4 separate regions of the Homo sapiens genome follow, and all the other regions are linked to region 1. Evidence: chromatin loops called from intact Hi-C (ENCODE). Cell type or tissue: heart left ventricle. All regions are shown on one strand. Each heading gives the region's core, and the rest is flanking DNA. Links, peaks and the distances in the headings are about the cores only.

Region 1 (7,363 bases), core at 744-5,743:
ACCCAGGAGGCATTGACAGAGTCAAGCCAGGACCCCACTGTCTCTAACATGTCCTAGCAGGAGGCTGTCTTGGAGGGTGCCAGTGTATAGTTCCCTATGTATACTGGGGAGGGCTTGAGAGATGTTGTCTCAGTGACAGCTAACAGCTTGGGTTAAGTAAGGGTCACCCAGGCCTTTTCACTTGAAGCACCAAGGGCTGCTGCATTTCTGGAGACGCAGTAAGACAGGAGACAGGAGCCACCAGTTCTGAGCCATAAAATTAGACAGCCATCGTTCAACTAAAATTCCAGACCCAGGGGAAAATGCCTCTTAGTGTGCATATTATCTGCAGCAAAGCAAAGCAGACTTTCAGGTGTGTCATTGAAAACTGCAGGGGTGAGAAATCTTGAGAAAGTTTTAGCAAGCAAAGGATGGTAAATGGAAATTAATTATACAGTGCCCCTGATTGCTCATTTAAGACATGTAAAAATACCACCGATGTGCCCTTTAATTCATTTGCTGTCTTTATTATTTGAGTATAATGAACATAAAAATGTGTTAGGGCTTTTCCTAGGTTTGCTTCTGAACTCACTTCCCTTCCCCCCAATATTCCACACAATCTTCAATCCCCCGACCGCAGGATCTGATGGCAGGGTGCTGGCAAGGAGCAGGTGGCACTCTCAAAGTGGGTAATTTGAGCAGTTTCATCAAGAGATGAGTGTAGAGGTGTGAGCAGGATGCAAGGAAGCTGCCAGGAGGGACAGCACAAGACCCTGGGGCTAGAAACAGCAGGAATCCCTCCTACTCCAGGCCTGAAGGGAGAGAGGACACAGGGAAACAGGAGCCAGCACAGGGAGTCCTTGACAGGGAGAGGCTGGGAGATTAAACACCCTCTCTCTGAGTTTCCCACTGTCTCTGATCCTCCCCTGTGGGAGGGCCAGGGAGCCCCGTCCAGAGAGACAAAGAAGGGTGGGGAGAGGCGGAGGGTGCCCAGCCCATGCTGTTGTCTTGGCTGATAGTGCTGCAGGGCGTAACCCTGGTAGTGCAGGGAGCTTTGAGTTAACTTCTAGTTGCTCCAATGGAGTTTAAGGTTTAGCTATGGACCTGTCACTGTGTATTAATCTTTGTTTACATAGATAGCAGGGATAGAGGTGACCTCAGACAAGACAGACAGAAGTCAGCCCACAGAGGAAAGAAGACCTGAGACTCACATAGCAGAGGGGACTCAGGACTTGGTCCAGTCCCCTTATTAGTTCCCCGTTCCAACTCACATAGTAATTTGGGGACAAAGCTAGAACCAAGGACAACATTGAATAAAATGCAGGGCACAATGACTGTCTTTAGAAAGGGCTGAGATCAGAGATTCCTGCATGGAGCTGCCTCTAGTGACTGGGGAGAGCATGGAGCTGGGGTGGGGGTGGGCAGAGAGGATACGGGGAGTTATCTGGGTACAGATGTATCATGGGGCTTCACTTTGGGGAACCGGGGTCCCCTAGAGGACCTGGCTGAGCACAGGAAGGCTGGCTTGTGGTGAAGATAGAGATCTGACGAGTCCCAGGACTGTGGCCGGGTGGAGTCCCAAACTCTCTCCAGGCCTTGCCCTTTAGCCAGACCAGACTGTGCAGAGAGCAGAGGCGGCTTTGATTCTGGGACCTGCTGGGCCTGCCCTGTGGGAGGACAGGGATACAGACTGCCTTTAGGGAGTTCACGCACTAGGAACCCAGACACTGACTGAGTTTCCTTCCCAGGATTTGAGCTGCTGACCCTGAGCAGGGAGCTGGGGAGAAGAGCATCCTGGCTGCCCCCATGAGCCAGTAGCTAGAAGCAGGTGGGCAGAAGGCCACCAGCCACCAGCCTCCCACGCCTCAGCAGGGAGTGGCATCTGTTGGTAGCATTTGGAAGGAAATGCTGGTTTCACCTCTAGCCTGTGGTACCAGGGCTGTTTTTAATTAAAGACACATTCCCTTGAAAAATACATCGTGACACCTCAATGCCTCACCACCACGTCAAAGTTGGAGGAGTTGGTGATTAGGACGCACATATGTGTCTGTGGGTTGCTGCTGTTTTGCCTTTTGGAGCCTGATCATCTGGGCTCACGTGTCAGCCTTGAGAACAGCCTAGGAATGTAGTTTTTCACTGACCCAAATCAAGTGGTTCCTTTGCAGAGCACTGCTCTGACCCTGGCCCTGTGCCATATATACTCATCCTGTGTCTTCAAGGAACTTATGGTCAGGGGTGAGGGTGGAGGCTCCAGACGCCATGGAAACTGACTTGGGCCCAGTAGGGGCTGTTAGCATGTCAGATCAGCACTGGGTCCTAGCAAAAATAGACCTTCCCTCCTGCCTACGATGCAGGTGTGGGTGCCTTGCCAGTTCCCCACAGAGACTGAGGGGGCAGCCTCTTTTCCTTTATATAAGAAACATTTGTTTAAGTGGGAGAGTAGGAGTCACAACAGGTGACCCCAAAGAGACGGCGACTCTTGGAAGGCAGGAATGCGACTTGGTGTGCATATGCCTCCTCTGCCCGACTCACCTTCTTCCAGAGTCTTCTCTGCATAAATCTTGGGTGCTCTCTGATCTGTTCATTGAGAGGAACATTCCCCTAGGCCACATGGCGGTATATTCCTTTTTTTTTTTTTTTTTTTTTTTTTTGAGATGAAGTCTTGCTCTGTCACTCAGGCTGGAGTGCTGTGCCACGATCTTGGCTCACTGCAGCCTCTGCCTCCCGGCAAGCAATTTTCCGGCCTCAGCCTCCCAAGTAGCTGGGATTGTACAGGCGCCCGACCCCAAACCCGGCTAATTTTTGTATTTATTAGTAGAAATGGAGTTTCACCGAGTTGACCAGGCTGGTTCAAACTCCTGACCTCAAGTGATCCGCCTGCCTTGGCCTTCCAAAGTGCTTGGATTATAGGCGTGAGCCACCACGCCTGGCCAGTAGTATATACTTTTTAATGTATGGTTTTCTGATTACTGTTTTGTATAATTTCTCTCTCTGGGCAGCTCTATTGTAAACTCCTCAGGGAGAGGGCTACATCTTAGACACAATGTTTCTTATAGGGCGCTCAGGACACACTGCTTCAAGGAGTGAATGACTGCGGGTGGGGCCTCCACTCGGTGCATCCAACAGGCAGCTGGGAGCTCTGCCCTGGCCTCCCTCCCTCTCTTCTGTGGAGCAGCCATGGCTTGCCGCTCTTTACTCCTGCTGCTCGTAATCCCAGGGGATCTGGTCCCTTTTCCTTTAGCTTTCCAAACCTTTGTTTGGCCATGCTCCCTCTTCTCCTTTGCCCTCCTTTTAGGTTTATTAAGTTCAGTGGCCAAATAAAGTTTTGCAGCTCCCTTGTCCTGCAGTGCCTCCTGACTGTCTGGGATAACACGGTTACTGGGAATATCTCCTCTCCTGTCCCCTAAATCATCTGGCAGCATTGGCTGGCTACATCATGCAGCTGACTTTGAGAACACTCCGCAGTGCTGTTTCTGAATAATAATAAATGGGGCTGAAGCCCAGTGGCCTTTGCTATTTATCTCTGGCTCTGCAGAACAGAGACGTGTGTGCTGAAGTGGCACAGGCTGTGTCTCAGCGGTGGTGGCTCTCTCAGGGGAAGGCAGCTTCCCTAATTGCCTCTTCATTGCAGAAGTGGCCTGGTCTGTTTCCTCAAGGGAATGTTTGCTAATCTGATTGGAGGGTGCTTTCAGCGATTCAGCACCAGCCTTTTGCCTGGTCTGTCAGAAAGCCACACGATTGCAAAGAAGGATGACTGTCAGCTGGACACGCCAACCTTTAAAACCAGCCCCTGCCATCCACAGCCATCCTCAGGCACTCCTCCCCTTTACGGCCTTGGCCTGAACACATTGTCTCTGCCTATGACGTGTAAAATCCCAGCTTGTTCCCAAGTCCTGGGCTTGGCAATCTGCTGGTTTAAATCCATTAGGCTCAGTACTTTGGCAATGAGCTTGCTTCCTCCCTGAACTGAGTAGGTTCTTTCTCCACTTAGGCTATTCTAAGCTGTCCTAAGGAAGGCCTCCTCCTGGTCCAACCTGGCCCCGAGACCCTCACCTCAGTGCAAACCCTCCAGGGATAATATTCCTCCTGGCCTCACCCTCTTGCAAAGAACCTGAAGACCCACACCTATGGGGCAAGGCCTTGGGCTTTCTTCCAAAAGGGCGGGGATGGGAACATCCACTGGCCAAGGACATGACCCTGGACTATATTTGACTTTGATAATTCCCATGTCCTTTCTGTTCTGCTGGCTTTTATCTCAGGCATCTCCCATGTATTCTGATTATCATATTTGTTTTGATGACTGTGATTCCAGAATATGGCTTTGGCCACATTTTGAAATTATTTTGGTATACTGCCCCGACTTGTATGGCATTTTAACCCTCTGGGTCCCTGGTGTTCAACTTTGCCTTTATTGTACTGCAATGGCAACTGGGAACCATCCCTTCCTTTCAACATGGCTGAAATAGTACATAAATGTCGAACCATTTCTGCAAGCGACTTTGGAGATGGACAGGGGGCTGGAAATATCAGCGTTTTGTGATACTTACCAGCTTTCAGTTCATTTAGTATAAAAAGTTAGCCCTATGGAGACAGAATATTTCAACCTTTAACTGTAATTTGATAGTTGTCACCAGATACCAAGGTGGAAAACCAGAAAAGGTACAATAAACAGCTGAGCTGAGTCATTACAACAGACTCTTATCTTGTAGAAACTGCAGACATTATGATGATTATCCTCCTACCTACCAAAGGAGGGTTGTCTACAACAGCCCTGGCAGCCACTAACCCAGGCTATATGCTTAGCCCATAGTAGGTGCTTGGAAAATATGGCTATTATTTTAAAATTCAATGACATACAATTGCTCTCACAGATATATTTTTATTAAGATGATGATATAAGTTACACAGTTCACAAGGAGAAAATCACAATAGGGAGATACACTGTGGGGGAATGTTTATCCTCATGTAGCTGTTTGGGACTCTCCGATCTCTCTGCTATGAACCTCCGTGAGATGAGATGTGAGGCTTCTGGTCCAGCAGGACTGCCGACACCTTGCTTGTTGTAGAGGACCATGTTGAAGGTGCTAAAAATCAAATTAGGACTAGTGCAGCAGTAAGGCTGCCTGCAGCAAGAAAGACATGCAGAATATAGGCATAGCATGGAAGGATCACACACCCATATGTCCTCCTTGCCACATAGAACTCTTACCCATCGCTGCATGAGTAATCTTGACTTTTCTCACTCTCAGGAAACGTGAACTTGCTCTCTTCCATCTGATAGCTTCTAGGCATTGAAAAGATATCTCCCAGCTTGCAGATTGGACAAAAGGCGCCCTCAGAGGGCCCCCACTTGTGGTCTGCATTCGGCGCGTCTCTCTAACTTTCCTAAGGAGAAAATGTGATCCTTTCCTGTGTTCTGAGACTTGCCCCTGACAAAGAGCCCTCTTGCTTCTATGTGGTTCTCTTTGCTCTAAATCCAAAAGCCCATGGAAGAAGAGACCTTGAACCCCAGACTCATGTGCACAAGTACCCTCCTCCTCCAAGTCAGTGAAAATCTGCGACACCCTTCCACCTCCATCTCATTCCTTCCAAAGTCTAGCCACTTCAAATTCACTTTGAAAAGGATTATTTTAACTCGTCTCTGTGGAGGAGATAACCATGGTCTTAATTTTGTCTTAAAAACAATATAAGTGTAGTGGGAATAAAACCAAATGATTTTTAACAGTGATGCCGTGGTTTTCTCATGAGTCTCCTTCACAGCCTAGAAATCTAAAACTAAGGGAGGGAAGAGGAGCTGTCTCCTGTATCCACCTTGCCCTGACCACCCACACCCCACATTGCCTCCCATTACCCAGCACAGAGTGGAGAGAAATAAGAGTGGAGGCCATTGACTCAGGTTGCCACGGCCGGGGCTCAAGGCACAGAAGTGTCAGGTAACTGAGTCTGACTTCTCTAAGGTACAAGAAGGTGTCTGGCCACCTGACATACAGTTATGTGGGAGAATAGGAAGGAGAAACACAGAGCACAGCAAAGCAGCTCTGTTGCTTCATCTGTTCCCCCATGACAGGCGGGACCCCTTTCATGCTCTGCTCTAGGAAACATGATTGGCCTGGGTGGCCATGGGCTGGGAGTGGAGTCCGGGTCTGCTGAGGTCTGGGTTAGGTGTGGCTGGGGCATGTTCAAGTTGAGGCCAGGTGGTGGTGAAATCATAGCTGATGGAGTCGCCAGGGTATGGTCAGGGTCTGTGCGGGGCTGGAGCCGGGAGGAAGGTTGAGGTCAAAAGGATGTTAAGGTTGAGATGAAGTCAGAGTTAGGTTGAAATGAGAGTTGAGACAGAGAGAGTCCCATTTGAATGAGAATATGGCTGCGGGCAGTAAAGCTTGAGAGGAATTCCAGAACGCAGGGTGGGGCGGAGGGCTTAGGTTTGGATGGAGCCGTGGTTCAGATACACTCAGACATTTTCCTCCCACGTGACTCTCCTTACTTCTATAACATGGAATGTTTGGCTCACTCCCTGGGCGCCGTTTGATCCTTAACTCCTTCCGGGCCAGGGCTTACATCAGCCTTTGAGTGCTTCAGCTCCTGCTCCTGCTCCTCTTGCCTTGCTAAATTTCATGGGCATTTGCTTTCCCTAGGGAGGGTGAGAGAATAAAAGCAGCCGAAGTTGAATCCAACTAATATACCCGCTTGTCTTACCCCTATTCACAGATGGATGGTGAGGCAGAGGCATTGGCACTGAAGCCCAGGGCTCCCCTGGGGAATTCAGTGATCAATGCCATCCCCATTTCCTGGAGCAGCGATAATTGGCTCCATGCCGTGCACGCATGAACTCCCCTAGACACTCACTCCTTTACGGAAGAGAAAGCCCGTTTCATGGGGAGCCCATGAGACATGGGAATGCTCTCCTCCTGCTGCCAGCAAGTGGCGGGGCATTCGCTCATCATTTGCCTGGTATCTCTGGGCACAGCTCCCTCAGAAGAGCCAGGCTGCCTGGATCCTGCCCACTGCACATGACTCCTCTGGAATAGGGGCCAGGAATTGAGGACAGGGATCCTCCGACCATCTAAGGGGGAGCAGTTACAGCTGCTGGCAGCAGGGCTGGGTTTCCTCTGTACCATCCACAGCAATTAAACTGAAGGACAAGGAGCAACCTCACCCTCTTCTGCAGCATCACGGAGCACTGTGTCCTACAGCCCACAGACCGTCAGCACTCTCTCCTGTACCTGGCCAGGGGGAGAGTTGGCACAGCAGTTAGCAGAGTTCACAGCACAGTTGAGGGTGAGGCAAGGCTACTGTCTACCAAGCAACCTGTCCTCCCCAGGTGGTGGGCACTGGCTTGGATCAAAGCCTCTCTCTCCCATGGCAGAATAACAGGGGAGGAGAG
Region 2 (7,363 bases), core at 1,447-6,446, 370 kb after region 1:
TAATTTAATAAACAAAGAAGAAATGGTAGAAGTAAACTATCATCATTTTGCAATCCAGCCAAAATGAATTGACAGATCCAGCCAATGATTTTCAATAGTTGTAACATCACAGAGTATGAGGCACTTAGATGTTATGTACTTCTTGATGGTCTAAACTCAAACCTGGATCTGACCAAACTTATGGATCTACCTACCAAGCTAGGGTAAATACAGAAGACAGAGGAAGGTGTTAATAACACCACAGGAAGACAAGCAGCAAAAGTCAGCCTGTAGGAAACTACAAGGCATACGACTCTCTTTCTTCAACAAATAAACTTTAAAGAAAAACTGAAGCAAGACTTGAGAGACATCAAACAATTGTAGCATACGGACCTTATTTGGATCCAATTAGGCTTGGCATGAACGTCAAAGACAGGACTTGGCTTTGACCATGCTCCACAATGTACAACTGAGGTCGTGACTTTTCTGTGCTGGGAATCAATAGAGGCCTATTGGGGAAACCCTTGGCCAGTATTCGTGTTCCCTGGCCCTTCAATCCACTATCCCGTACCCCTGCCACGCCCTCCAGCCCTCTCACTGCTCATGGCATCAGCCCTGAACTGTGTGTCCTGCTCCACGGCCTTTATCCCATCCTGTTCTTCACTTCTGCTGTTTACAGGCCTCATTGTTCATTCTCCTGTTTCTGACTTCATCCATCTCTCCAGAAGCGACACGCAAGACTACCATCTCACTGAGTCCTGGGCTCCCCCGCCACATCCTCCAATCCAGCTCCTCCCTCCAACCATGCTGCCTCATTTGCTGCTTTGAGTTAATGACATGCCAGTGGCCCCCCAATCTCCAAACTCCATAGGTCACTCACTACACAGCTCACTGGGCCCATCAGTGCCACCCGGACAGTCCATAAACTCTTCTGACTGCACCCATTCTCTCTACACTTTCAGGGAGTTGCAGAACGTCAGAGTGAGAACTGTCCTGCCTCTGCTGATGGATATTAGTCCTAGGCTCCAAGAGAGCCTCCATCCAAGGAGTCTAACAGATAAAGCCTCCACCGTGCCCATCAGCATGGACTAACTGAGGCCTGGCCCAACAGAAGTCAGGAATGATAGGGACAATGGGCTTCTATTCATACATTTACAGAAGCAGCCAGACATGTTCTAATAATTCCCCTGAGTTATCTTTCACCCCAGGTTAGCTGTCTTGGTGGGGGTTAGGACAGAGACATTGGCCTCTAACCCTTTGCAGAACTTAGGACAGAGGCTTTGGGGATGGGATGGGGACCCCATCTAGGGACATTAAGCTCGGGTGAGTCATCCAGCCCCAGAATGAGAAGTCCATTTTCAGACTTAAAAGAGCCTCTTCAGCGCTAACCAAAGAGACAAGCAGCCCCTGGTTGAAAATAAACAATTGTTAGGGCTAGATGCCTTGTACTTGTGTGTTCTGTTTCTCATTTTTAAAAAATGCAAAGTGACTCAATAATTTATATTAGAAACTATGATAACACAGGCCAAAAGGAAAGGGAATAAAAAGTAAGCATTCTTCTAGGAGAAAAACATAAACAAAGCAACATAAAAAGCAAGTTGGCTTTTGAAGCCAGCCATGACTGTGAGGAAGTTTGCCCTTCCTCCTGCCATGGTACTCCTTTGGGAAGCTTCTGTCTTCTGGACGGAAAGGGAAAAGGTCTTTGGGTAGCCACTATGGGGAAGGTGTTGTGCTGGGTGTATAATCCCGACAGTGCTGAGCAATAAGCATTTCTGTTTCCATCTCACTGATTTAGTACTGAAGCTTGAGGAGGTCATGTGGCTTGACCATTGTCACCTGGTAAAATGAGAAGGAGCCAGCACATGAACCCACATCTGTCTGGCTCCAAATCTCCTGCTTCTTATTTAACTCTTTGCTGCCTCTGGTACAAATCAGAATACCTAATTCTCCCTTCCCACAAGAGCCCTTCACAGTTTCAAAAACAACCGCCAGCTCCCCTCCTCTTCCCTGCTTCCAGACCAATGTTTCGCAGCCCAAATAGTCCCAGTCCTGCATCAGTCAGCATGACATGGCTTCATATCTTTGCATCTTTCTTCTCTGAATATGTTCCAATTTGCCCAAATCCCCTTAAACATGTGAGGCCCAGAAGTGGACATGGATTTTCAGATCTGGACTGATGGGCTGACCAAAGCAAAGCCTGCAGGGATTATCTTCCCCTTTGATCTGGAATCGAAGCTGACGGTAGCACAATTTAGGATAGATTCATTAGCTTTGCTGACAGCCACAACACATAGCTGGCTCATAATGAGTGTTCACTCAGCTAAAGCTCCCCAGAGCTTTGCACCCTGGCCTCTGCTAAGCCAGCTTTCCTCGTCCTACACTTGAGCAATTTGTTGTTTGGAGCCTTCATTCAGGATTTTCTCATTATTGATTTCAGTTCCACTCAACAAACACCTGCTGAGCTAGGCACAAGCGCAGGTTGCTGGGGAGCTGGGAGGCGCAGGCACCATTGAGCTCTGCACTGCTATTTTCTACCCCTAGCCCTGCTCAGAGTTCCTCTGGGCTCCCCTGCATCCCCGCTCTGAGGGCCTGGCACACACTGCACTCTTCTCCCAACAGTTCCTTTTGCCTTCCTCAAGAGCAGAGCCACACCTTGAAAATTGCCAGGTCCCTGGAGTAGTTTTTGAGTGACCAGAGCTGTGCCAAGCAGGGTATTTTTGTTAGTGAGTGAGCAGCTGCCCAGAACATTTCAGGAGATGATTTACTCCTTCTCTCAGAGCTGCTTATACCAGAGCTCTCTGTTCCTATCACAGCCTGTACCTCCCATGAAAACCCTGTCACAGTTTCTGATCTGAGAGGAGCCTGTTTGCCTGAAGGAAGAAAAATTCTCTGTTTCTTTCTGCCAGGTTTTCTCGCTTGTCCAGGATGTGTCCCCCTGGCCTGGAAATGGGGGTGGAAGTGTAGGGGCTATTAGCTGACCCCAGCCTGGATCCTGCCCAGCAGTTTGTCTGCAGCTGGAGGGGCCATGTCCTTGGCCCCTACCCTCTGACAAGCTGATAGTGCCTGGGCTTAGTTATGAAGCATTCAACCCCATGAGGCCGGGAGACCGTAGGATAATTCTGGCCCTTTCCAATTCCTTGACCCAAAGCTTGCATTTTAGCTAAAATGTCTTGCAACTTGGTTTGGTGCAAATGGTGGCTGCATGGTATTGTGACAAGAGCTCTAAGCTGGGAGCCAGAGACCTGGGTCTGGGTTCAAACTCTACCACTCACCAGCTATGTGACCTGGGTCTGGGCCTCAGTTTCCTCATCTGCCACAAGAGGGCTGACATATAGACTCTCCAAAGGCTCTTAACGTTGCAGTATTATCTAGTAGTGTGGGTTGTGAGCATGGCTAAGGAGCCAGAGTGCCTGGGTTCACCCCAGCTGTGGCATTTACCAGCTGAGTGACCTGAGGCAAGTTACTTAGGTTATTTAAACCTTACTTCCCTCATCTGTCCATGGGGATAATACTAGTACTTACCTCCTAGGATTCTTATGAGGATTAAAGAAGCACAAAAGTGCTTACAGTGGTGCCAGGCACATAGTAAATGTGCAATAGCTGTGGTAGTGTTCTTGTTTTTATCACTAAGTACCAAGCTGAGTCTAGCCTTAGCTATCAGGGATGGGGCTTCCTGTAGAAGCAGCTGTACTGGCAGCATTGTGTCTTCCTTCATCCTGACAGAGTCTGTGAAGTCAGTTACTACAACAGGAAAACCAGTGACCTCAGAACCAAAGTTCACTTGAAGCCCCCTCCAGCCCCAGCCTCAGCCCAGCCCAGCCCTGGACCTAGCCCAGGCCTGAGGCTTCCCAACCAGGCCCAGCCCCAAACTCCCTCCCTCCCAAGCTCAGGCAGACCCCTGGGCCTGACGGGTGGGTTAGCACACTTGGGCCCCCAAGTCCCGAATCACCAGGCGATTAAACTTGCCTTTTATTGTGGTCCTGAGGATTATAAACAAGCAGGCCTGACATACGGGTCATTCCTGAGACTCCTGCTTCATTGGCTTTAAGGCCCCCTTGGCGGTAAAGAATTTCAAAGCTGCTAACACCATAGTATATTAAAGTGGAATAAATTCCTCTGAATGGTCCTCAGGTGAGAACCAGTGCTGAGCAAATACCTCCTGGTTTCCTCTTGTAGAACCCAAGACTGACCCCTGGTGGTCTGTAAGACCTGCTGAAGCCCAGACTTCACCATGGTCATCCTTGAGAACCTTCTGTGTCTGAATCTGGTGTTCTCTCTTTCTCTCTCTCTCTCTCTCTCTCTTTCTCTCTCTCTCATCTATTAGAACTCTCTCTTTCTTTGTTCTATCAAAGAAAAGACAGAAGTCATTTCCTGAGTCCCTTGGGGGTGGGAATGGCATTGGAGGGAAAGCTTCAAAGCCAGTGCTCAAAGTAGAGTGGCAGAATATACCGTCCTGCCCTCACCCTCTGCACAGACATCAGAGTCCCACTTCTGGCACATAGCCAGGCAACCATCACTGGGCTCATGCTGCACACCCTGCTTTAAGGCCAGGACCAAAGAGCTTGGTCCCAGGCTGTGTCTACACAACCTATGCCTTCAGGGCCAGTGTCTAGACAACCTGCATCTCAATAATCCAATCTGCATACCATGCTTTTGTAACTCCTGTATGTGAAGTTCATATCTCTACAATCCAATTTCTGTACACTGTATGTCTCTTTAACATTTGTCTCTACAATGTATCTGTACACTCCATGTCTGTACAACTCCCCTGTACATAATCCTGTCCTGGGAAGCACATATCCACACAACACACTCATGCTGTCACATGGGTTTCTGCACACAACATGTCAGGGCAGAGAATGGATGACCAACCAGGAGGAGTTTTGCTTGTGGCTCATTTTGAAAAGAACGCCTTCCTCCTCAATTCATACTCCAGGATGGTGACCGCAAAAGCCATCTGGATTGTTCCTCCAGAAATGGCTCATTTATCTCAGGACTTCATAAAGAAAAGAAAAAGTTAAATGAGAAGAGCTAAAAACCTTACTGAGAAATGGCATGAAAAAGAGATTCTCTGTTATGTTTTTGAGGTAATCAAATTCACTATATTTTACTTGTAAAATAAACTTTGAAAAAAAACCTATCTCCAGCTATGCTTCTCTTTTAAAGTAGTTCACACTGTCCGTTTCTACTAATTGAGTTAATTAGCACAGTATCAGTGATGTCATCATCACAAAGGTTAAGGTTAAGGTTAAGAAGGTTAAGGTTAAGGTTAGGTAAGGTGAAGATCAAATTTCTGCAGAAAATATAGTTCACAACTTTAAACAAGATAAAAAAAGACTGTTTTCTCCAAAAAAAATGAAATATTCTTCATTACAACAAATATATTGCAATAAATGTTTCCTATAACAATTTTAGAGTCTTGAGCTTAAAACTATTATTTAAAAATTAAACTTTAAAAATGTTTAATATTAAGGGAAGGCTCTTTGTCCATTAATAAACAGACTTAGAAACTCAATTTTATGATGACAAGATATAGAATAAGCATAGATTTCACTTAAATGTTAAGGCACAAACTATCTAAATAGTTGCTAAGATTTTAGCCATCTAATCTTGTTTCTCAGTGGAATGCTGCTGGCATTTGGGGTTAAGAATATTCTCACCATGTGTCAGGTTGTCCCAGGCACTGCGGGATATTTAGCATTCTTGGTCCTGTCCACTGAGTACCAAAGACATCCCCCAGTCAGTGTGACAACCATAACCACTCCCAGACATTTTCAAACACACCCCCATGGGGTGGTACTGACCCCAATTAAGAAGTGCTGGTCTCACATGGACACAGGAAGGGGAACATCACACTCTGGGGACTGTTGTGGGGTGGGGGGAGGGGGGAGGGATAGCATTAGGAGTTATACCTAATGCTAAATGACGAGTTAATGGGTGCAGCACACCAGCATGGCACATGTATACATATGTAACTAACCTGCACATTGTGCACATGTACCCTAAAACTTAAAGTATAATAATAAAAAATTAAAAAAAAAAAAAAAAGAAGTGCTGGTCTCAACAAAACTTAATTGCTTATCCAGGACTCTACATTCTCAAAGCAGGGGTGGACAGCTCTTTAAGTTTTCCTCGAGGTTTTTGTTAAAAACCCGTAGGCTTTGGCTTTAACTTATTTTTTATTGAAACTTTTATTGAGATGATTATAAAGTCACATGCAGTTATAAGAAATAATACAGAGGGAGTCTTTGTACATTATGTCCAGCTTCCCCATGGTAACAAAATGTTTGTTTTGTTTTGCAAGACTATAGTACAATATCACTGATTGACACTGACACAATCCACACATCTTATCCTGATTTCCTACTTTACCTGTACGGATTTGTGTGTGTTTGTGGGGTGGGGGGTGTTTCACACATTGTTATCACCTGTGTTACGCTCATGCCTCCACCACACAGTGAAGACATTTCAACACCACCAGGATCCCTCATCTGACCTTTCATAATCACACCTATCTTCCTCCCACGCCAACCGCCTTCCCCTAGGTCCTAACCCTGGGCAACCACCAGTCTGTCTCCCAATTCTAAAATGCTCTCATTTCAAGAATGTTATATAAATGAAATCATGCAGTATGCAACCTCTTGGTATTAGCTTTTTCCATGCAGCAAAATTCCCTATAGATTGATCCAAATTGTTGCATATATGAGTACAGGTAGTTTGTTACTTTTACGGTTGAGTAGTATTCCATGATATGTACGTACCACAGATAGTTTAACCATTCAACTGTTGCAGGACATCTGGACTGATTCCAGTTTTTAGCTATTACAAATAAACCTGCTATAAATATCTGTGCACTGCTTACTGTAAATGTAAGCATTTCTCGGGGAGAAATGCCTGAACCTGTAATTGTTAGGTAGCATGGCAGTTGCATTTTTTTAAAAGAAACTGTTAAACTGTTTTCCAGAGCGGTTGTGCCATTATTTTGATATTATACATTCTGCCCATTTTCTTTTTTTTTTTTTTTTTCCCCCGAGACGGAGTCTCGCTCTGTCGCCCAGGCTGGAGTGCGGTGGCGCGATCTCCACTCACTGCAAGCTCCGCCCCCCAGGTTCGTGCCATTCTCCTGCCTCAGCCTCCCGAGTAGCTGGGACTACAGGCACCCGCCACCACGCCCGGCTAATTTTTTTGTATTTTTAGTAGAGACAGGGTTTCACCGTGTTAGCCAGGATGGTCTCGATCTCCTGACCTCGTGATCTGCCCGCCTCGGCCTCCGAAAGTGCTGGGATTACAGGCGTCAGCCACTGCGCTCGGTCCTTTTATGGTTGAGTAGTATTCCATGATATGTATGTACCACAGATAGTTTAACCATTCAACTGCTGCAGAA
Region 3 (7,363 bases), core at 1,500-6,499, 120 kb before region 1:
CTCGTGTAGTGTCTTTCTCTTTCTACTACAGCAGCACACTCAGGAGGAGGGAGAGGTACAGTGAAGGCAGCCGGCAAAGGCCTATTGCAGGCAGGGGGCTTGTCCTCAGAGCAGGCCTCAGCCTGGGGTGCAAGGCATGGCGTCACAGTGTTGTCCTCAGTGAGTGCCTTTTTCTTGCCTTTGTCTCCTTGAGGCCCCCAGAGGCTCTGGTAGACTCTCTCCCACTTGACCCTACCTCCTTGGCTCTGCTCTTTTCCAATCCTGCTAGTCTCAGTAGGACTTTTGCCAGGAAGTGGGAGCTGATGGCTCCATGCTGAGCTTCTGTGGGGCACCCAGTGGACAGTACGTTTGTGGTGCTGGTTGACAAGAGAACTCTGTGCTCTCCAACCAGCAGCACAGCTGACCAGAATGGCTTTGGGTCGTGAACACTGAAGGGCTCCACAGGTGACTTTGTCCAAGTGCTGGGCAGGTAGAATGGAGGTCAGGAGCTTGGCCTCCAGTCCCAGCTCTATGTGGTCTGGGAGGTCTGGAGAACTCCTTAGTCTTTTGCCTGCCTTTCCTTTTCCTCTAGAGGATGCCTATGGCACGCCTGTTTGGGTCCGATGGACTTCCAGAAGGGTTAATTGAAAAATGCACTCCAGATCACAAAGCTCACGGGCCTGTCCTGCCCACTGGCATTTTGAGCAGGGTCTTCCCAGAGTGCTGTGTGGATTCAGGTCCAGTTGATGTTGCCCTAATGACTGCTGACAGCACCCACAGCTTGAAGGTGTCTCCTGGGGGCAGAGACAGGGCCCCGTCAGCAGCCCAGGGAAGAGGACTGCCTTCCTGTTTGCTGTGGACAGAGGGCATTTGTTCACTTAAAAAAAATTGCCTTAAGTTATTAAGTGCATGCTAAAGATGGCAGGAATCCAGGGGCCCCTTCCCCACTCTGAGTTGCTTTAGGGCTGGAATTTGCTCGCTCCAGCCTTCCCTCCTCTCTGGCTGGCCTGGCCTCCTTACTAGAGGCATCACAAGCCGGTGCATGTGAATGAGCCTGTGTTGGGGAGGAGGGGATGGAGGGCCTGGCCCTGGGGTGCAATTAAGGCCTTGACTTCAAGCAAAGCTGCTAGGTGGGATGTCAGTATGTCTGTGACACTTGAGCTGTCTTCCAGCTGCCTTGCTCAAGCACCCTTCAGTGCTGAGGTCCAGACTCTGAAGAACTTCAGAAAGATGCAGGAATGTTTCTGTAGAATAATTCATACTGAGTATGAAAGCCAAGGAGAGTTAAACCTGGGTAAAGACATACAGTCATGTACACACTCACACACATACACACTCATACATATGTGGTCAATCTCTAAGACACTCACAGACATACACACATTCACATATAGGTACATGTGCATACGTAGGCACACACTCATATACAGTCTCTCTCTCTCTCCTTCTCCCCTCTAACATGCACGTGCACACATGTGGCAAACATGATCTACATATGTCTCTGTGTGTGTGTGTGTGTGTATATATATATATAAGGAGATTATTATAAAGAATTGGCTTACACTATTATTGAGGCGGAGAAGCCCCAAGATCTGAAATTGGTAAGCTGGAGGTCTATGGGAGGCCATGGTGTAGTTCTGAGTCTGAAGACCCGAGAATAAGGAGAGCAGATGGTGTAAGTTCCAGTCCAAAAGCTGGCAGGCTTGAGACCCAAGAAGAACAAATGTTCATTTAGAGTCTGAAAGCAGGAAGAGACCAGTGTTCCAGCCCAAACAGTCAGGTAGGAGGGGTTCACTCATTCACAGAAGGGTCAGCCTTTTGTTCTATTCAGGTAGGTCTTCAACAGATTGGATGAAGGCCACCCACATATAGTCAGTCTACTGATTCAAATGTTCATCTCATACAAAAACACCCTCAAGCATATCCAGAATAATGTTTGGCCAAATATCTGGGCACCCCATGGCCCAGACAAGTTGACACATGAAATCACATCTGGTACCTGGTGACCTCATGCATCAATGGGTATCCTGGTGAAACACAGGGAAGGCACTAGTAGTACCTCCTGGAACTTTTGGTAAACCCCTGGAATACAGAAGAGGCTGTTCTCTTTGATGGACCCTTTAGTCATTCGACCATGGAGCTAGCAAGGTGTCTTGGCCAAGACCCACACTAGCCCTGAGGGCCTCTCATAGTAGCAGAATGTCAAAACTCTGCCCATCAGCTTATCTGAAATGACACTTCTTATCTTTCACTCCTCCACTCCCTGGGTTTAACAGCAAATTTTTGCCCCATGGTTTGCACCAAAGGCTTGGGCATTATCTTTGAAACTCCCATGCCCTCTTCCCCTATATCCTTTTTGAATTGAGTCCTGCCAGTTTCTTCCTTTTTAATATTCCATTCTCAAATCTATCACTTTTCTCTCTCTACCCATTGGTATCACCCAGGTCCTAGCTCCCATCATGTCTTTCTACTTTCCTGCATCTACCTCCTTGGTGGTTCCCTTGTTCTCAGTCTTGCCCCGCATAGCCCATCATCCACATGCTTGTCAGGGAGATTTGTTAACAAAAAGATCTGACAGTATCAGTCTCTGATTAATTCCCCTTATCAGCTTCTCATTGCCTTGTAGAGTTTGCAAGCTGATTCCCTAAAGGCCAAATTCAGCTCACACTTAAAGAATCTGATTGCCTTTACAGCTGAAGGTGTGTACCTTCTGGTTTGCCACAGTCCTCACAACTCCTTACTGTCTTACACCTGCCCACTTCTCTCCTTGGTTACTTGTCTAGTCTCTGAAGTAAGAGGCCCAAACTCTTCCACACCGCATTTGAGTTCCGTCAAAATTTGGCCTTAGTTGACCTTCCTAGTTGGAATTTTAGGCAATTCTACCTAAGTACTCTGTGCTTTAGCCTTCCTAGTCTATACGTTTCCACAAACACACAATATTATTCTGCATTTCCATGCCTTTATCCATGTCATTCAGTTTGCTTGGGTGGCCTTCCTCTTTTGAACTCCTGAATAATTTCCAATTATCCTCTAAGACTCTATTCATATGTCACCTACTCTCTGCTGTCTTTCCGTAACATTCTCTAGGACTCAGTTTCCTCCTTTGTAAAATGGGGGTAATCACAGCACCTATGTGATGGAGTTGTTATGAGTATTAAATAAGATAACCCATGCTAAGTGCTTAGCACAGTATCTGGTATATCAGAAATGCTCAGCAAATATCCAGCTGCCAGCCTGCCTGGCATCTAGAGGTATTGGTGGTTTGGGCAGTGGCAGGGCCTCTGCTGTTTGTCTCCTGCTAGGGTGCCTGAGTTTAACAGTCTCTTACTATTCACAGTTTAAGAAAATAGAGAATAATTGATGTCCATCAGGCAATGAATAGAAAACAGCTCATTGCAGATGCCTGGCTTTGATGGGCTCTTCAAGACTGAGGGGAGGAATTTGTTATGCCCAGAGAGCTCTGTTCTAGAAAGCAGAACATGGAAAATAAAATCTGGCTTTATAAATACATTTAGACTTAGGGTTTTAAAAATGTATAATATATATTTAATCTTGAAGAATTTTAAATATTTCATGGGCCATTGCTCATGGCTTGGTACCTCTAATTGGTGAACCTTGGTGGCAGAGACACTGCTTTGTGGCATCTGTTTACAGTTCTGTAGAATAAAGCTCATGTGGACATTTACTTAGGAAAAATCTGTGAATTGCAGAACCACGTAAGAATAATAATTATTGTCCCTGTTTTGTACCGGAATGAGCTGACTGCATCAGCCCAGAGACTCGAAAGGCAAACAAGTATCTGCAGGGGTAAAAAGAAACACCCCAATCCAACAGCAGACCATGGGGACATTTGATCAAAAAAGTGTCTTAGATAGTGAAACATAGGTTCTGTGCCAGATTTTCTTCATGCAGAGAAAAGCTACTGTAGAAGCAGAAGCAGATGCTGCTCGTCTCCATCCTTAGTGCAGAGTTGGCAGGGGACAGGGGTTGGGGGGTGCCTTCAAGACAATGAAGACTTTTGGAAGGATCACTATGCAGGGAGTACAGACCTAGACAGGAAACATTCCTGGCCAGGAATGCCAAGGTCATTGGCAATCTGGTGTCAAGGCCTGGAGAAATGCATTTATAAATGAGAAAGCATCTTCCCTGTGTCGGGCTCCTTCAAGAGAGGGTACCCACATCAGATGATAATTGTCATAGTCTAGGTGCAAGACTCCCACAGACATTGAGGAACCTGTCCATCTTAGAGTGTGGCGTGGACTCGACTGGATTGCTGTTCACTGACAGCTGCTGTGCTCCTGCGGGAGAGTAATATTCCCCACTTTCCCTGGATTTCACACTTGGCCATGTGACTTATTTTGGCTAAATAAATGTGAGCAGAAGTGACATGTCACTTTCAGGTGGAAAATTTAAGAGCCAATATATGCTCAATGGTCAATGGTACAGGTATTCTAGCAGCTCTTTTCCCAATGTAAGGGTGACAATGATGACACAGGAGCAGAGATCCTAGGTGATCCTGATGGACGTGTAGCCTGAGATGTAGCCTTTGTGATATAAGCTACCGGTATTTGGGGTGTTTTTGTTACTGCAATATAACCAGCTCTCCCCTGACAAATACACTATATTTTTAAAAGAAATATATTTTTAAAAGAAAGAATGATGTATTTATTACTTCCATGAATAACTACATATGTTCTGGTTTTTATAGCAGAAAGACAATGAAAGAAGTAACTATACATGCCAGAAAGGGACCAGCGCTGCATTTTTAAAGGAACATCAAAGACTCCAGGAGTCTACTTGTAAGAGTCTATGAATTTATTCACAAAGTCGTGCTATTCTACCATCACACAAACAGTCTGTCACTCACAGAAATGTTTGATCCATGGCCGGGCCCATGGCTTGCGGGAAATTGTTACATGGAAAAGCCGATACTGGCTTCCCTCCCTCCACCCACATCTAACTTCCTGGTCTTCCCTGATGACATCCTGCCTTTATGGCTTTATACATCCCTGACTGCCTGCCTAAAATGCCATTGCTCTCTTTTCTTCCAACATCCTGTCCCTGAGAACGCCTAGCATACTTACAGCAAATGTCTACACTGCCTCTGGAGCCTTTCTCATACCTTTCCCCCACTCCAGGCAGATGGAAGTTTCTTCCGTGTCTTCCAATTGCCAACTGGTCACCCCCATTAGCATGTTGCAGTGACACCTCAAATGTGATATGCGTGGCCGGGCACGGTGGCTCATGAGTGTAATCCCAGCACTTTAGGAGACTGAGGCGGGCGGATCACCTGAGGTTGGGAGTTCGAGACCAGCCTGACCAACATGGAGAAACCCTGTCTCTACTAAAATTACAAAATTAGCTGGGCGTGGTGGCGGGCGCCTGTAATCCCAGCTACTCGGGAGGCTGAGGCAGGAGAATTGCTTGAACCCAGCAGGTGGAGGTTGTGGTGAGCTGAGATAGTGTCATTGAACTTCAGCCTGGGCAACAAAAGCGAAACTCCATCTCAAAAAAAAAAAAAAAAAAAGTAATATGCACAACACCAGATCATCAGCTTTCTTCAAACCTGTTCCCCTTCCTACCTCCTCCATATCCACAACTGACTCCATTCTCCATTTAGATAAAATCAGTAGCCCTGTATTCTGTGTATTACTCATTCTTCCCTGTCTCAACCTCATCCAATCAAGTCTTACCGATTTCGCCACTGAAATGTTTCGTGAACTTTTTTGCTTTTACTATCGCTGTTTCAGATAAGGACCTTATCATCTGGCACTGGTTTTCATCTAACAGTCTTTCTTATTCATTGAGCTCCCTGCTTCTCATTCACCTCCATTCTACCACTTCTAGGGTAATATTTCTATTACCCTAGAAGGTAAGGATCCAGTGGAAACTTTCAGTCATTCGCGTTTCCTTGAGAGTGATGTTTAAATTGCTAGGATGGCATTCTGGGCCTTTCGAAATCTCCTCCATTTCGTTGTTTTTCCTACCTCTCCTCCTCCCCACCCTGTCTATATTCCGGCAACACCAGAATGTATTCATGCATATATATGTATTTTTTTTCTTGCACCTCTCTGAATTTGTATATTGGTTTTTCTGCATGAAATCCCCTCCTTTCTCTTCAACCTTCTCTGATAACCCTGGACTTAGTCTTCAAGATCCAGTCTGAGTTTTGCATCCTCTGGGAGCCTCCTGGAAACCCCAGACAGAATCTCTCTCTCCTTTCCTATTGCTTCTCAGAGCTTGTGTTTATGCTTCCCTTAAAACACTTCCACTCTCTGCCAGCTATGATTCAAGAATGACACAGACAAATGTCGTGAAGGCAGAGACTGAGTCCTATTTACTTATACATTTCGTTTGTTCACTAGACAATGGTATGGACTGGTTCTCCATAAATGTGTATCAGTCTGTTTTATTGTAACAAACAGCTTCCCGCCCCCAAATCAGTGACTTAGAATAAGAAACACTTATTTCTATGCTCACATTAAAGTTGGAGACTGTGTGAGTCAGTTGTGGCTGCCACAGCTCTGCTAGGTTCTGTTCCACGTGTCTTCCCATTCTGAGGCACAGGCTGAAGGACCAATCCCTATTTGGAACACACCATTTTCCTGGAAGAGAAAACGAAAGTGAGAGCCTCCATATGCAATGGCTCCTAAAGCTTCTGCTAGGGCCTAGTTTATATCATATCCCATTGATCACAGCAAGTTACAGGTTCAAGCTCAGTGTTATTGAGAAACCATTCTCCCATAGGATGGAGGGATACTGCAAGGCAATGGTAATAAATAACTATGTGTAATATTTCACAGAGAAGGAGGGCAGATAAATGAGAATTATAATATACTCTGCTGAAATCCATGAAATTAAATAGAGTCATGCTGCTGAAAAGGATCTTGAAGAACTCCAATTTCCTCATTTGTTAGACATGTGTCATTTTGGGCCACCTAGCATCTGAGCCCACTTCTTATGTTTGGGAAATTCCCTACTTTTTGAGTCTTGGTAGGAAGAGAGGCTGATCAGAACAGGCTTCTACTAGATAAGTGATTTCTAGCCTTTCTTGGATTTAGGGCCAGGTCTATGACTTGGGCTACATCAGTCACAAGTATTTGATTTAAGACTTTGAATCAAGAGCTGGTACCTCGCACTAGCTGAAGTGCCAGGAGCCTTGAGTTCTTGGGGTGCTGGTAGCTGCAATGCAGTGCCCAGTATCCACAGTATTGGCAGTGCCCAGAGGGTCCTCTACTGAAGTAATAAGATTTGGGGTGATGTTCTTGGTGACCTGAGAGCCTGGTTCGCTACCTCTCTTGGCAATTCCATGAGCTTCCCAGTGTCCTTTAATTAATTCACTTCTGACCCATGTTAGCCAGTGCTGTTGCTGTTGCTTGCAGCC
Region 4 (7,363 bases), core at 996-5,995, 130 kb before region 1:
ACAGCTCTCTGGAAGGGTGGCCAGGCCAAAGGAAAGCGACCTGCTCACTCTTCAGGAGAGGCCTCTGGGCTTGGCTTGTGCCCTAGGCTCACATAGAAAGTTGCAGAAGGAGAGGGTGGTCTGAGCATCTGTCTCTGGGAGGCTTGGCTGAAGGGAAGACTGTGGGGGAGGCAGTGTGGCTTCAAGGCTACTAGCCATGCTTTGGGGCAGCAGAGGTGTGGGTGCTGGGAAGGGCGCCTTACTGGCACCGGGCCCTTGAGAGGGAGCCTTGGATATCAGATCTGAGGGCAGAGCCCTGTGCCCCAGATGCGTTTGCCCTCAGCACTGGACCTGCACAAAGCAGGTGCACCATTCCCATTTGTTCAGCGACTGAATTAACTCATTCAGCAGACATTAGTGCCTGCTCCCTGCCAGGCACTCCTCTAGCCCAAAGATGTCACAGAGAACAAGATAGTTAGGTCCCTGCTCTGGATATGCCCACATCCTGGGACTGAGTGAAAAGGGAGGCCCACGGCACCCAGGGATCTGGGGGGCACCTCTGTTGACAAAGCATCTTTTACTGGGATCTCTGAAGGTTTGGGTGGGAGGCCAGGCAGTGCTGTGCAGATGGGAACCACAGCCATGAAGTTAAAGGAGGCAGCAGCAGGAGTAAGGAGATCAGCGGGCCTGCGATGTGCAGGCCCTGGGGCCAGGTGCTTCCCAGATGGCGCCTCACTTAATCCTTCCAAAGGCCCAGTGAGGCCCTGTTAAGGTCCCCATTTACTGACTGGGAAACCAGAGCTCCGGGAGGCACCTCTAGGAAGGGAGGACTCACTATCAGGTCAGCCTGTGCTTCATCCCCAGATAGGAGCTGCTGACGAGGCCCCTGAGAGGAGTGCCGCGAGCTCCAGGGCTATCGGGTTGTTGGTGCAAGCAGGGAAAAGTTCACACTAGTTGCTGAGGCCACAGGGTGCTTGTGGTATGCTGGTCTCTCCCACCCTGCAGGCCCAGGCCTCTGGGAGCTGGAGTCAGCCCAGCATGTTGGCTGGTGTCCACGTCTGGGGACAGACACCCCGGGTGGCTCAGCTGAAATGAACATGCGGCAGAAAGAGCAGCCCTCCTCCAGCTGCTCCCTGCCAAGTAAAGGACACCCTGGCCTTAGTGAGTGGCCTTCCCAGCCCCATCATAGCCCTGGGGATGGTGGTGGCAGGGCGGGCTGTTCGCAACACTGACCTTGAGCTCAGAACCAGAAAGGTCAAGGTGTCAGATTGGGTTTGAATTCTGTCTCTGCTGCTTGCTTTTTGTGTAATCCTTAGCTAGTCACCCACTCTTCCAGCCTGAATTTCACCCTCTGCAAAACAAGGTCGATGATAACTCCAGCACAGAGGTGTGATAAGAGTTAACATAAATAAGATTAGTAAAACACTCAGCAGTGTCTGGCATGTAGTAAGTGCTCGGTAATTGGTAGTTATCATTATTGTTGTTATTATATTATAGTTGTATTAGATTAAAATTGGCCATGGAACTGGGCTGGGCTGTAACTCATCCTTTATTCGGAGGCCAGGTCATATTTCCCAAGGATGCACAGTGCACAGATTCTCACAGCAAATAGAGCCATCAGATTTTTAGGGCAGAGAATTCCAAACTTCGTTGTAATCCAAATATCTGAGAAGCTTGTTAAAAATTCAGGGTTTTGGGTTATGCTCCCTTTTATTCCTTCCTGAGAGATTCTGATCATGCGTCCAGGGTGAGGTCCTAAATCAACATTTTTAATAAAATCCTGAGATGGTTCTGTTGTGGCAAGTCCAAGGACTGGGTTTTGGGAAACAGTGTTTTATAACCTGCTTCCTCCAGACCCAGTCAGCTTAGGGATGACTTTCTCCATGGCTGGGCTATTTCTGTCTAATCACTAGGGCCTGTAGTCTTCAGTGAAGCTCCTGTTCTCTGGGCAGCCCTGGAGACACACGGACATATCCTTTCTTCTCAGCTCCCTGTCTAGACACCATGCAGACCTACAAAATCTTTTCTCCTTATAAAACATGATTGCCTGTATCCTGGTGACCACATTTTCTAAATTCTCCAAAGAATTATGGTTAAAGGATTTTTTTTTCCCTGACTTGTGTATTCATCTTAAAAGCCTTACAAAGGTAAAGCAATATATTTATCTTTATTTGTATATTGAACAGATTCCTAGGAAATACAGAGTAGGGTAGCACAGTGGTTAAAAATGCAGACTGACTCACAGCTCCACCCCGATTAACTGTGTGACTTTAGGCAAGCTGGATGACCTCTCAGTGCCTCAGTTCCCTCATGTTTGGAACAGGACTAACAGCAGTGCCTCTCCCATAGAATTATTATGAAGATCAGCAGAGTTGATCTGGATAAAGCACTTGCAACAGTGTCTGATCCATAGTGAGCAGTATATTCATTTTTATATAAAACATAAAACATTCTGCTCACTGTGCAGAGTAAAAATGTAACTGCGTGAGATGGCCTGGACAAATCCAGGAAGAACCAGCACCACACATACTTCAGGAAATTAAATAAGAAACTTAGGTAGTGGTGCTGCCTGGCTTTGGCCAAGCCCTGTTCTTTTTTGCCTTAACATTCTGCCTTGAAGCACCACTTTATGAAGCTCTGGTCATTGTTTTTGCAAAGCAGGAATGCACAAGGCATAACAGTGGTGTGCACCTACCACATGTGAAGCTGAACGTCATTTTGCTAAACGCAATTAGCAGAGTCTGTAAGTCCTTCTCTTTAGAGACTCATTCTGGCTGTGATCTATGTAAGTGGCATGCAGGGACCAGGAGGTTTTTTTTTTTTTGTCTCAATTTTCATTTCTAAGATACGGAGTTGCTAAAGGTCTTGGCGGGTTTCATCGACTACAGAGCTGTAGAGGAAGAAGCTGATGTCAGGAAGGGAGAAGTTATCAGAGGCCAGAATAGCAGCATCTGATCAGATCCTAGTGAGGTGTAAGGAGGGGAAGCCCTGGTTTCCTCCCTCTTGCCTTCCTCTGAGGGTCCAGAGCCACCTTGACTGTCTTGGGAGGCAGGATAGAAACCTGGCTTAGCACTGGGGCTTTAGAGCAGACAGACCTAGTTGAACAGCCTGGCCCTGGACCTACCAGTTGTGTGATCTTGGAAACTTCGTTTGCTAACCAGTCCAGTCCTATTCTGTAAAATACAGATAATGTTAGTACCTATGTCACTGAGCTGTTGGATTGAGTTCAGTGAGGAAATGTATACAAAGTGCCTGGAGCTCAATAAATGAAATATTTTATTATTAGTATTGCTGAGTGGTCTTTTCCATGTGTCCAATTTAGCCCAAGGTCTTGATAATTTCATGTCATTTCCTGTACAGGCCCCTTAAAACTATAGTCAGGAATAGCTGGAGAGAGAACCTAGGTTGAAAGATCTGCTTGCTTAGACTAAACCATGAATTACTGTGTACGTGTTTGGATGGGAAATGGGTGGAGGACTTGGACCTCCGTGGATAGGGACCACCCTCTACATGGGAAAGGCCCTCTTGTGATTTCACACAGCTTCTCTGGGGGCTCCAGAGGCAGTTACAGGAAGTGAGGAACAGGCAGGAAAGCACGTCTAGCCAGCAGGCCACTGTGAGGCCCCAGGGAGCAGGACAAACATGGCATACAACAGTCCCCAGGGCAGATGCAGGAGGAAGGTGGGAGCCTGGCAGGAAATGCATTTACTGGGTAGGCTGCAGCTGAAAGCACCATCACTCCCTGGAGGAAGTCACAGGATCTAGGCAGGCGGGCAAACCTAGCAGGGATTGGCTGTGGAAGCTCGGCCGGCTGGGTGGTCAGAAGGTCTGGCCAACGGCATCTGAGCCCAGCCTGTGGGCTGGGGACAGGGCAGGGTTCTCTTCCCTGGGAAGGAGCTGGCATGAGCTTAGTAGCCCTTTTGTGGAAAATGGAGCCCATGAGAACCAGGAGTCAGCCCTAGGACATCAGAACTTGGCCTCCATGGACAATAAGGGCAGCACAGAAAAGAATAATACTGGAGGTTGCATCTATTACTTTGCTATGTGCTTCAAATCACATTATTTCAAATAATCTTCACACCAACTCAATGCAGAAAATGTTATCACCATGTTACTGTGTAAACTGAGGCTCATCTAAGTTAACTGACTTGCCTTGTGTTGCAGAGCTGCTCAGTGGCAGAACCAGGGGTCACCATGTCTGCTCATTCAGTATCTCACGCTTTTACCCATGGTACCAGAGTGCCCTGGTCTCCAACTGGCCGGGGGCCAGGGTCTGCCTCACCAGCAGCTGTTCACACTCATTCTTTTTGTATTATGTAAAAAGCACTGCACTGTGGGCTGAGAGCCATGCAGATACTCCACGGGACTTTGGAAGGGATCTGATGAAGCTCCTTATTCAATTTCCTCAATTTAAAGACAAGGAAATGGTGGTTCAGAGAGGCTAACAGCTTTGCCTGTGGTCACTCAGCAAGACAGTAGTGGAGCCAGGACCCGAACAAGGTCTGCTGGCTCCCTGCCCCATGGCGTCCCCACTGCATTGTGCCGTTTTCCTCCCGTGCTGCAGGGGACATGAGCAGACTGCTGCATGCTGCATGTACTGCTGCTGCTGCACCAGGAACATCAACAGAATCCAGCATTTAAAGGCCACCAGCATACCTCGCAGGACAGGTGGCAGGAGAAATTTGTGTCTGCAGTTGTATTTGTAAACACAGCGTGGAGAATATATCAAGAATCCAGCAAGAACTGCACAGGTTCTATTTGTCTGCTAAATAGAATGAAGTAAGTGCCAATGGAAAATGGATTGAGGAAAAGGTGGAAGTTTTCAAGTCACATAGAATGGCAGGAGGGGTGGTAATCTGACGTCTTGGGCAAGGATAGACCTGTATCTCAGTGTGTATGTCTGTAGCTCTGGCTCAGCTATTGCTGTCTCATCTGTCTCCCTGGCTGGCTAAGCATCTTGAGGACAAGACTGTGTTATATTCACTTTTGCATCAGCAGCATCCAGCACAGGGTCTGGCATGGAGTTGGCATTGAGCAAATGTCTGTTGACTGACTAATTGAAACCCATTACTCAAGATAAGAGTGAGACAAAATGGCTGGTGAGTAGCTCATTCTCCTTTCATATTATGCCTACCATGGGCTAATACTTCCTCCTTCAGAGGGTTCTGGCAGATCTCATGGTCATTGTGTGTCTCTTTGAATATCAGCCTCCCTCAGGGGCCATCAGGTTGGCGATAGGAGTCACCATTGGAGTTTGTTAGTTCTGACCAGCTGTGGTCAAAGGCGTGAACCTATTACCCATGGCTAAGGGCCTGGACACCAAAGTCTGGTTGCCCTAGTTCAAGTCTTGGCTTCATCACTTTCCATGACCTTGGGCAAGCCACTCGACCTCTATAAGCCTCAGTTTCCTGATCTGTGACGTAGGGGTGCTAGCATGGGGTGTGATGAGGCTGCGTGAGATGATGCATAGTGCTGGCACATAGCAACACAGCTCAATCCATGTTAGGTCTTGTACTATAATTCCCGAGGGGCTGGGGTACATGACAGACCCAGCCCTACTCCATCTGCCAGGCAGGCAGTAAGCAAGTCATGGCCCCATGCCACGTCACCTTTGTTTAGAAGCACAAAGGAGAGCAGGAGATAATGAGGCAGAGAAACGAGGCATCTACTCGGAATGGCACTGGGAGAAAATACCAGATACACAGACATGCACCAGGGCAGGCCAATGATTGGATAACATTTTCATTCTGTTTCTTTTATCCATAACTTAGTTATTTAAAGTGCAGGAAAAAAAGCCAGAATACACTGTTTCGTTTGTACAAATAAGGATTATAAATAGCTGTTGTGGAGAGGAGGTAAAGTAGGAGGCAGTGTGGAGAGAGTGGGGTGCCATGGTTAGCCCTGACTCAGTGCCGTAGGGGCCCAGGTCCTGTTGATCTGGAGATGGTACATGTGTCTGTCTCTGAGCGAACGTCGCCTCACTCCTGGTGGCTCCTTAGGGAGACGTATGTGGATAAAGAGCACTGTGGCATTGGAACAGGCTTGGAGGGCGTTAGCATCAGTAGGTATGGCAAAAACAGTAGGATTTGGAACAAGGCAGACCTGGGTACCTGGGTTTGGATCCTGGCTTCCTCATTGACCAGCTGTGAGACTGCTGGCAAGTTGGCTGAGCTCAGCTTCTTCTCTGTAGCCTGCAGGTGATGACAGATCACTAATAGGGCGCCCTGAGGATGAAACAAGCTAAAGAAGCTACCTCATTCCTGGTAGCAGTTCAACAGAACAGGAGTTCATTGCCAGCTTTGGCACAATGGGCAGGTATCTCTGAGGCCAGACAGCTGTAACATTTTCTGGGTTCTGGAGATTACCTAAGGGCTGGGGAGTAACATGGATGGGGGTGGGCAGGGCAATGCACTGGTTACTATGAGGGGGCAGGTGTGCCCAGACCCCACTTTGAGCTCTGAACAGGTCTCAAACTTTGAGCCATCTGACCTTCCAAAGAATTATGACAGTAATTATTATTATGGCAATTATGTAGCACCCTTATTGCCATCTAGTTAATTACCTGGCATTTTAGTTTCCATCAGCAGCATAGACTGTCTGCAAATTATCTGCTGTTGAGTGCTTGCCCTGGCCTTGCCAAGAGAGTAGGCTGAGGGATGAGCTCAGTCTTTCTGAGGCTCCAATTCTCAACCATGCGTCAGTCAGAAAGCACTTGTCCTGGAATTTAATATCATGCATGGCTTTGACCAAGGGTCAGCCTTGAAGCAGCTCAGCGGGAAGCCCTCTGTGTTTTTCCAGGACTGCAGCCATAGACATATTCCATTATGTTGTTCAAGATGATCTGAGCACAGGCATTGACCAGCTTGGCTCTCTTCATGACTGGTGAGCTTTGTCTTTGTATTTAAGAATGCCATTGGATTTTCTTCTTAGCTTCAGTTCGGTTTTATGAGCATTGATTGAGTGCCCACCGTGTGGCCATGACTATGTTCTGGGTAAGGGAGACTGAGAAATAGCACAGGGGAGTGGAAAGGGCCAGGGCTTGGACTCACCTGTGGCTGAACGCCTCTCACTGCTCATTAGCTGTGTGCCTTCAGGATAGTTATCCGAAGACTCTGAGCCCTGGTTTCTTACTTGTAAAAAGAGATGAACGATGGTCTACTTGGTTTTTAGAATGGAGAAATGGTTGTAAAATCCGTGCTCCAGCTCAGGTACTCAATGAATGATAGTCATCTTTTCCTGTTGTTCCTCTCTCCTCTCCGCTCCCTTCCTCTTCCCTGCTTTCTCCTGCGTTTTTTTTACCTTGTCCTCCAGGGGCTTAGTGTTGAGCTGTTGGGCCAGGTAGAGACCTAGGCTAATCATTTCAAAATGGTGTCAGAATGGGAGA

What was found. A loop is a pair of places that touch in the nucleus more often than their neighbours do. Peaks named below come from ENCODE experiments on the same cell type or tissue, not always from the same donor. Only the 100,000 strongest peaks of a DNase experiment are listed, where the experiment ranks them.
Region 2: it touches region 1 in a loop (2.7-fold over the local background); 5 of 110 quality-filtered maps call a loop at or near these places.
Region 3: it touches region 1 in a loop (2.1-fold over the local background); 14 of 110 quality-filtered maps call a loop at or near these places.
Region 4: a loop joins it to region 1, with 2.5 times the contacts of the local background. A loop is called at or near these places in 13 of 110 quality-filtered maps.

The regions. Positions count from the first base shown.
Region 1 is chr11:11,403,632-11,410,994 of GRCh38, reverse strand. All of the region lies in intron 3 of GALNT18 (polypeptide N-acetylgalactosaminyltransferase 18), which reads left to right. Among named protein-coding and RNA genes, the nearest start is that of CSNK2A3, 54 kb to the right of the region's middle. RefSeq lists enhancers at 1,628-2,129, 6,299-6,593, 6,016-7,215, 6,558-7,363. In heart left ventricle, for the core only: a CTCF peak has its summit at 3,329; no DNase peak of the experiment used is centred there; H3K27ac peaks cover 883 bases.
Region 2 is chr11:11,033,827-11,041,189 of GRCh38, reverse strand. No RefSeq gene overlaps it. Among named protein-coding and RNA genes, the nearest start is that of LINC02752, 78 kb to the left of the region's middle. RefSeq lists enhancers at 3,346-3,846, 3,847-4,347. In heart left ventricle, for the core only: CTCF peaks have their summits at 3,969 and 4,181 (motif pointing left); no DNase peak of the experiment used is centred there.
Region 3 is chr11:11,523,776-11,531,138 of GRCh38, reverse strand. The region is part of intron 1 of GALNT18 (polypeptide N-acetylgalactosaminyltransferase 18); the gene reads left to right. Among named protein-coding and RNA genes, the nearest start is that of GALNT18-AS1, 43 kb to the left of the region's middle. In heart left ventricle, for the core only: no CTCF peak of the experiment used is centred there; no DNase peak of the experiment used is centred there.
Region 4 is chr11:11,532,092-11,539,454 of GRCh38, reverse strand. All of the region lies in intron 1 of GALNT18 (polypeptide N-acetylgalactosaminyltransferase 18), which reads left to right. Among named protein-coding and RNA genes, the nearest start is that of GALNT18-AS1, 34 kb to the left of the region's middle. RefSeq lists an enhancer at 538-1,366. In heart left ventricle, for the core only: CTCF peaks have their summits at 3,525 and 3,724; DNase peaks (open chromatin) are centred at 1,024, 3,718 and 4,237; H3K27ac peaks cover 4,589 bases.